3 separate regions of the Homo sapiens genome follow, and regions 1 and 3 are each linked to region 2. A link is a contact called in ENCODE Hi-C data. All regions are on one chromosome and are shown on one strand. The core of a region is the stretch at or near the end of the contact, and the rest is flanking DNA. Distances in the headings are between cores, read along the strand shown.

Region 1 (2,700 bases), core at 89-2,588, 2.4 Mb after region 2:
CATCAAGGGGCCTGCCAGAGCTGCTCCCTGCAGATCTCCTTCCTGACTGGTCCCAGGAAGCACCTGAAGAACTTCCTGGAGGCAGCTTCTGAGGTGAGCAGACAGGGTGGCCACCTTGGCCTCTGGTTTTTCATCTCTCGTCAGGGTCCCCTCCTTGGCCCCTCATTACTCCATGGATGGGCACATGCCACAGACCAGTGGGTGGGCACCAGGATTCCAACCCAGTTCCTTCCAGACAGAGGAGGAAAGAAGGAAAGAGAGGCCAGAGAGGGAAGGAGCCAGGTGTGAATTCTCAGAGTGGTTCGAGCAGCAGCCGCACCAGAACAGAGGGCTGTGACCTTGGGCAGGTCTCAGGGCCTCTCTGGGCCTCAGTTTCCTCATCTGTGAAGTGAAGCTAAGGTCCTTCCACCTCTTAATCCAGAATCTCATTCCCCTGGTGTCAGCGAGGGGCGGACGCACCCCACCCTCGGGGGGCGGATTCAGCAATCTTCAGACCAGGACAAAAAACGGGAAGGGCAGGAGGGAGTGCAGAGGGGACTCTGGGGTGGCAGAGGGCAAGGAGAGGAAGCCGCCCCCGTCTAGGGGGCCCGCCCCAGCCCCACGGGAAGTGGGACGGGGAAAGGCACCCTACAAAGAAAGGACTCCTAGCTCCCAACTGGTTCGAATCCCACCTCGGCCACTTACTGGGTGTGTGACCTTGGGTAGGGTAACGCCTCTCTGTGAGCCTCTGCTTTTTCCAGAAGAAACGGGAAAAATCAAAGTGCTGCCTTCTCTGAGTCAATTAGGCGACCCTCATTACGGCGACAGTCGGGAAGTATGGGGTCTGGGCCCGCCCGGGCACACGGAGGGTGCCTGCCGCAGGTGGCCGGTTCCCTCGGGGCTGCCCAAGGCTGGGCGAGGGCCTCTTCGCCCAGCTGGTCGGGATCAGGACGCGACACGGAAGAGACCCCAGCTCTGCCCTGACCCCGGTCCGGGTCCGCAGGACGCAGCCCACTCGCCCTCAGAACACCGGCTCGCCTGGCACCCGGCGCGGCCCGGGCCCCGCTCGGACTCGAACCTGGTGGGGGCGCGCCCGGCAGAAAGCGGGGTGCTGGGACAGCGGGACCCCCACGCGCGACCCTGGTCTCCCGGGCCAGTCCCCTCCCCAGGTCCGGGCGGCTCACCAGGGCCGACTTGGATGCTGCGGTAAGTGGTCAGCCCCGCCGGCCAGTCGCCGCCACCGCCGCGGGCCCCGCCCAGCAGGGGCTCCGACTCCGCCTGGGGTTCCGCCATCCAGCAGCCCACGCGCTGGACCCGACCCTCAGAAGCTCAAGCCCCGAAGGCGCCCAGCTTCACTGCGCAGGCGCGGAGACCCCGTCCCTGGCGTTTTTGCTGACGCGCGCACGGCACTGTGGCGCAGGGGATCCCTGCAGTCCCAGCCAATGAGAACGGGGAGGGAGGGGTGGGGTTCTCCTGAGTGGGGCGGAGCTAAAGGGCCCCGCCCCTCTAGGGTGGAGCTCAGCTTCGTTCCACCCAGGGCGGGGCAGCGTTCTGGGGCTTAAGGGCCGAGGGCTGGGGAGGAAATATGTTCTCAAAGGATGTCTTTCCGGCCAGAAGCTTCAGCATCACCTGGAAACATTTTAGAAATGCAAATTCTTGGGCCCTTAAACCTACTAAATCAGCAACTCTGCGGGGAGGACCCAGGAATCTGTGTTTTAACAAGCATTCGGGGTGATTCTGATGCATGTGAGTATTGAGTACACGGGGTGACTGCAAAGGACTCCCCCCAGAATGGAACTGGAGTTTACCCTCTGATGGTGAAATTAGGAGGATTCAATATCATTAAGGGAAAAGTTTAAAAACATATGACACACTTAAAAAATATTTACAACGTATATAAAAAGTGTTTTCAACATTAATGCATAAAGACCTTGTATTCGTTTTCTATTGCTACAGTGACTAATTACCACAATCTGAAAATATAAAATAACTCCCATTCATCATCTTTCAGTCCTGCGGGGCAGGAAACCTCCTGTCTCAGGGCCTCACGAGGCTAGAGTCAAAATGTCAGCTGCCGTGGGCTCTTATCTGCAGACTCTGGGGAAAGCCCACTTCCAGGCTCATCCAGGATGTTAACAGAATTGTCTCCATGGGCCTAGGACTGAAGTCCACGTCTTCTTGCTGGATGTTGGCTGGTGTCATTCTCACTCCTAGAGGCCACTGCATTCCTTCCACGATGGCTTGAACACCTCCATCATCAGAGCCAGCAAGCAAGAGCACGCTGAAGACGCTTCGAGATGCAGCAAGACGCCTGTAATCCCAGCCCTTTGGGAGACCGAGGCAGGTGGATCACGAGGTCAGGAGATCGAGACCATCCTGGCCAACATGGTGAAGCCCCGTCTCTACTGAAATACAAAAAGTTAGCCAGACGTGGTGGCACGTGTCTATAGTCCCAGCTACTCGGAGGCTGAGGCAGGGGAATCGCTTGAACCCGGGAGGCGGAAATTGCAGTGAGCTGAGATTGCGCCACTGCACTCCAGCCTGGCAACAGAGCGAGACTCCATCTCAAAAAAAAAGGTGCTGCAAGACGCTTCCAATCTCTGTGACTTCCCCTTCTGCCATACCTCTTTACTTTTTCCCCCTCTTTTGGGGAGGGGGGAGGGTTTAAAATAAATATAAAATTTACCATCATAACTGTGAAAGGAAAATAAATCTCAGGAC
Region 2 (2,700 bases), core at 121-2,620:
GGGGTTTAAAAAAGGGCTGTAGGGCAGAGCTTCACACCTGTAGTCCCAGCACTGTAGGAGGCCACAGTGGGTGGATCGCTTGAGCCCAGGAGTTCGAGACCAGCTTGGGGAACATAGTGAGACCCCCCCCCCCACCCATCTCTACCAAAAAAAAAATAGCGTGTGGTGGTGTGCTCTTGTAGTCCCAGCTACTCAGGAGGGTGAGGGAAGAGAATCGCTTGAGCCCAGCAGTTCAAGGCTGCAGTGAGCTGTGATCGTGCCACTACACTCCAGCCTGTGTGACAGAGACCCCCGTCTTAACAAAGCAAAACAAAACAACAATAACAAAAGGGCTGTAAAGGGCATTATTGGGACAACCGCGGGAAACTGGAGATGGAAAATAGATAACAGCATTGAACTGATGTGGTCATTGTATTTTGGTAATATAGGAGGTTCTTGTTCTTAAGGAGTTGGATACCGAAGTATTTGGGAGGGGGGTATCACGGTATCTGCAGCTAATGGTGGGGGCTGAGTGGGGAGGAAAAAAGAAAAATACACATATATAAACACAGAGGGAGAGAAATGAAACGTGGCCAGCTGCTCACCCCTGCTGAACCTAGGAATCTGCGTGCTCACTTTACGTTCAACTTGTTTGTATGCTGAACATTTTTCAAAACAAAAAGGTGCAGGGAAAAAAGAAAACATGATGTCTCTCTGAGGGCCACAGAGACGTGGCAACCAGATCGCTCTGACAGTAAGGCCTGTTACCCGAGCTGTTGGGTGTGGGGTCAGCAGACACCTTCAGCTGCCCCCTCCTCCAGGGCTGCCTCGCCCCAGGTCATGCCCTCGCAACGTGGCCCGTGCGTCCGGCTCGCACTGTGGCTCAGCTTCTCCCTTTGCCCAGTCCTGCTGCTCCCTCCCCTCCCGTCCTCGCACAGGTGTGCCCCCCTAATAAGCAGGCCACCCAGACTCCATCTCGGGTCACTTTGGCGGTCTCCCAGCGGCGAGCCTTCCCTGACACCCATGTGTTTACCTGATCGTTTATGGAGGATCCTCTTCGCCCCGGGACGTGAGCCCTAGGACCAAGAACTGTGTCTGTTTTGCTCCTTGCGGTGCACCGGCGCCTGGACATACGCTCCATCAATGTGCGTCGCGAGCCGCTGAAGCCCCATTTGCCGAGGGGGAAACTGAGGCACGATGATCCAGGTGATGAGCCTGGCGCGTTCTCCGCGCGGCCCACGTGGCCACTCCGCCACGCCCCACCCCCAGCTGGTCAGCTGGGATCCCGAAGAAGCGCCAGAGGCTGCGCCCACCCACTAGGGCCCGGGCGGGCCGGTGGGGCGGCAGGGCGGGGCCTGGGCCGTCAATCTCGAGTCCGGCCGCTGCCGAATGGCGGGCGCGGTGGGCCCGGAGTCAGCTCAGGCTCCTCGACCAATCACGGGGCGCGGAGCCGCCGGGCGTGCAGGGTCCGCCTCCGATTGGCAGGCAATCGCTGACATCATCCGGGGGCGGGCGCCCCTGCCCTGCGGGTGACTCCGACCCCTGGCTAGAGGGTAGGCGGCGTGGAGCAGCGCGCGCAAGCGAGGCCAGGGGAAGGTGGGCGCAGGTGAGGGGCCGAGGTGTGCGCAGGTGAGTGGCCAAGGTGTGCGCAGGTGAGGCCAGGGGAAGGTGTGCGCAGTGGGGGGCGCTTGCCCAGGTGAGCAGGTGCCCACTCACAGGGCGAGGGTGGGGTCAGGGGTAGGGGGCGTGCGCGCAGGTGGGGAGAGGGTCCAGCTCACAGGCGAGGGGCCGCTGGGGCTCCGGGGAGGCGGGGCGGAGGCGTGGATAGTCCCCCTCCCCCACGAGCCGGCGTCTGAGGGATGCTCTGTCCCCGCGCTGTCTGGAGCTTCCCCGGGCGAAGGCTGCCTGGCTCCGGGGTCGGCTCCTGGCCCCATGCCGCGCTCCGCGGCGGCTCTTTCTCCTGCCCCACCTGTTGTTCGCCTCCCTCTTTGTCAGTGCTGAGCCAGGCACAGCAGCTTTGCGATGGGACTGGCTTGTCCGCCGTCCTCCCTGACATGCGGCTGTTGAAGCCCTGAGCACTGGACCTTCTGCCTCTTGCTTGACTCCTACTGTGGGCCTTGAGCTTCTGCCCTCTCCTGAAATGTCAGCTGCCTGCGGTCTTATTCATTTTTGTGTTCCTTGCAGGACTTTAGCCGGTTGAGAAGGATCAAGCAGGCATTTGGAGCACAGGTGTCTAGAAACTTTTAAGGGGCCGGTTCAAGAAGGAAAAGTTCCCTTCTGCTGTGAAACTATTTGGCAAGAGGCTGGAGGTAAGTGTATCTCAGTGCCCTGGATCGTGGGCGCAGGCTATGGCTTCACAGCGTTGAAAGTACAGACAGACTGGTCCACCAGCTCTCGAGTGCCAACGACTGTCTGTGCCTCTTATGAGTAAAATACAACATACCAGGGCACCTCCCCTTTGTCTGTTCCCAGCCGTCTATTGGGAAGGATGTTACTTAGATGTTTATTGCACAACTCAATGCTTGTGGCTAAAGAGCTGACTCCTGGGTGAATGAACTCTGTAATAAGCTAAAAGTACTTCTTTGGTCTTGTTTTAATCCCTTTTGACAACATTCTCCCAGTGGCTTTTTCACACTTTAGTTCTGAGGTTACACATCCCCTGACCCTTTTGCAATTTCCCAGTGTTTTACATAATTGATAATGTTGGTACCAGGCATTGTC
Region 3 (2,700 bases), core at 88-2,587, 3.0 Mb after region 2:
CCTGACAAACTTATGGCTGGGACACTTATTATTATTCCCATACTACAGAGAAAAAAAAAGAGAAGCTGGGTAACTTGCCCAAGGTCACAGAGCTAAAAAGTGGTCACTGACTCCACTCCACAGTGAGGAAAACCCAACCACCACCATAACTGGGTCTCATACACTTGCTACTTGAGGCACAGTTCGGTGGTTGGAAACCTGGAGTCCCTGTCCCCCTTGAAGCCTATCTGCAACATGACCTTGAGGACAAAATCAAAGTAAACGTCCCACGAATAAAGGACACCACCCCGTCAACAAGTGCTGCGAGGATGAAAGGGAACGCCTGTCAAGCACCCCCTCCCATAAAAGCAAAACAGACCCAAAGCCCCACAGAGAAAACGTGAAGTACCAGGAAAATGACATTAAGTCACGCGGTTGAAACGTCAGGGCACGGAGGTACATCCAAAGACCCATCCCGTTCACCTATAATTAAAAAGTCTAAATTGTGATCACAGCCAGCAGGACCTCAACAGGAAACACCTCCAAGTAAACAGTGAATGGGCTTCTTTAAGAGGGAGGGACTTCAAGCCACAAGAAGGACCACCCACCCCCCCCACCCCCGGCTCAAATACACCAGGGAGGCATTCGAGACAGTTTACATACAAGCCACCTCACAGGAGTTAAAAAGCCACTGGGAAGGGTACTGGGAGCCTCGGAACTGGCTGGTGTGGATCCCGATGACTCTGCGGCGAATTAACAGAAACCCACAAAACTTGTTTCCCGAAGAGCAGAGTCCAACAATGGTCTTCGCGACTCTTGACGGCGAGTTGCTGCCTCAACTTGACGCGCTCCCCGAGGCCCCCGGGAGGCCCAGCGGGAGCGGAGACCGGGCGCGGGCCGGGCGGGGGGCGAGACTGCGGGCCGCGGCCGGCGGGCGGGAAGGCTGGAGCCAGAGCCGGGTCAGGGGCGCGCCTCGCCCGCCCGCCGCGCCAGGCCGCGAACGTCAACGAGGCACAAAGTCGCCGCCCCGACCGCGTCCCGCTCCCGGCGCCCGTCCTGGCGGGGCCCCCGGCTAACAGGAGCGGACGGGGAGCGGCCGGGAAGGACTCGGCGCCGCGCCTCCCGGGCCCGCGGAGCGACGAATTCCGGGGGGGGAGGGGAGAGGGGCCGGGACGTTCCCTCCCTGAGCCGCTGAGGCCAGGTGGAGGGGCCCCGCGCCTGCCCGCGCGCCTCGCACACCCCGCGCCGCGGCCTGCTCCGGCGCCTCCCCTACCCCCATTACCTGGAGGTGCCCACGACCCGCCGCTAGTTGCGCTCAGGCGGGAAACGCGCTCACCGACACCATCAGCGAAGCGCCCAAAATGGCGGACGTATCAAGCAGGCCTTGAGTTCCCCCCCGCCCGCCCTCTGGCCGCCTCTCAGCCAATCGCGGCCCTGCCCCCGCCCCCAGCTCCAGGCTCATTGGCCCCTCTCTCCCGCCCCCTACTACCTATTGGATCGCCTAGCGGCTCCTTTGACTACATTCCGATTGGCCCGCAAGCCTCGTCAGTCAAGCGCGAGGGGCGCATTCTTTTCCCATGGACTTGACGGATCCGGAACCTCTAGGACCCCGGAGCCTGAGAAACAAATCAGAAACGGGGAGAAACCTGGCTGGGACCCCCTACGCCGTAGCAACAGCAGGTCCTCCGCTTGACGGACGCTTCGGACCACCAATCCGAGTGGCCAATGCTTTTTAAAACTAAATTGAGCCAAGCCCATCATGGCCGTGGAGCCGGAGCCGTGAGGGATCCAATAGGGTGGCGAGCTGGCCGGGCGGGGCGGGGGCGGCGGGGGACACCGGTGGTGACGTGAGCCACAATATGCGCCGGCTGCAAAGGTTAGGCCGGGCTAGGGAATCAGCTTAAGTGGAGGAGCGTTCGTTTAGTATGTGAGAGGTAACGGGATCGATGCCTGCATTCTCCACAGGGGAATTTTTATCAGAATGATTTCCCATTGCGATCTCTTTACCTGAAAGAGGTGGCTGTCCTCGTAGCGGGGTCAAGGTGAGGGATCGCGGAATATCCCTACCTGTGACGCACCGCCAAGAGATAAGTGCCCTTGTCCTGGGAGAAGGACTTAGACGAGAACTTTTGGGGTTTGGTTTTGTTTGAGACGGAGTTTCCCTGTTGTCCCCCAGGCTGGAGTGCAGTGGTGCGACCTCAGCTCATTGCAACCTCCGCCTCCCAGGTTCAAGCAGTTCTGTCTCAGCCTCCCGTGTAGCTGGGATTACAAGTGCACGCCACCATGCCCGGCTAATTTTTGTATTTTTAGAAGAGACGGGTGTTTCACCATGTTGGCCAGGCTGGTCTCGAACTCCTGACCTCAGGTGATCCGCCCACCTCAGCCTCCCAAAGTGCAGGGGTTATAGGGGTGAGCCACCGCGCCTGGCCTGGGGTCTTTTTTGAGACAAGGTCTTGCTCTGTTGTCCAGGCTGGAGTGCAGTGGGGTGATCATGACTCACTGCAGCCTCCACCTCCTGGGCTCAAGCAGTCCCCCCACCTCAGCCTCCCGAGTAGCTGGGACCATAGGCACGCACCACTGGGCCCCGCTAATTTAATTTTTTTGTAGAGACAGGGTTTCCCTGTGCACACGAGCTTCTAAATGCTCCCCCGGGCTTCCCGTTCCCCGCCATATCTGTGCCTCCCAGGTAGGACCGAGGTCCCGGACATCAGGACCCCCGCC

What was found. A loop is a pair of places that touch in the nucleus more often than their neighbours do. Pooled maps may share reads with other maps.
Region 1: a pooled map shows a loop between it and region 2 (13-fold over the local background). The contact joins the promoter of TPCN2 here to the promoter of DHCR7-DT in region 2. A Hi-C loop is called at or near these places in 6 of 50 pooled maps.
Region 3: a pooled map shows a loop between it and region 2 (5-fold over the local background). The contact joins the promoter of PPP6R3 here to the promoter of DHCR7-DT in region 2. A Hi-C loop is called at or near these places in 6 of 50 pooled maps.

The regions. Positions count from the first base shown.
Region 1 is chr11:69,047,570-69,050,269 of GRCh38, reverse strand. It overlaps TPCN2 (two pore segment channel 2), which reads right to left and starts at 1,338. Exons shown (of 25, transcript NM_139075.4): 1 at 1,164-1,338. The coding sequence starts at 1,272. RefSeq lists silencers at 911-1,010, 1,091-1,260, 1,381-1,600.
Region 2 is chr11:71,447,198-71,449,897 of GRCh38, reverse strand. It overlaps DHCR7-DT (DHCR7 divergent transcript), which reads right to left and starts at 1,370. Exons shown (of 2, transcript NR_186309.1): 1 at 1,013-1,370. DHCR7 (7-dehydrocholesterol reductase) reads left to right here and starts at 1,505. Exons shown (of 9, transcript NM_001360.3): 1 at 1,505-1,608; 2 at 2,164-2,288. RefSeq lists an enhancer at 972-1,473 and a silencer at 1,199-1,838.
Region 3 is chr11:68,459,389-68,462,088 of GRCh38, reverse strand. It overlaps PPP6R3 (protein phosphatase 6 regulatory subunit 3), which reads right to left and starts at 1,337. Exons shown (of 24, transcript NM_001164161.2): 1 at 1,262-1,337. RefSeq lists silencers at 877-986, 1,037-1,086, 1,097-1,466, 1,777-1,926 and an enhancer at 1,607-1,666.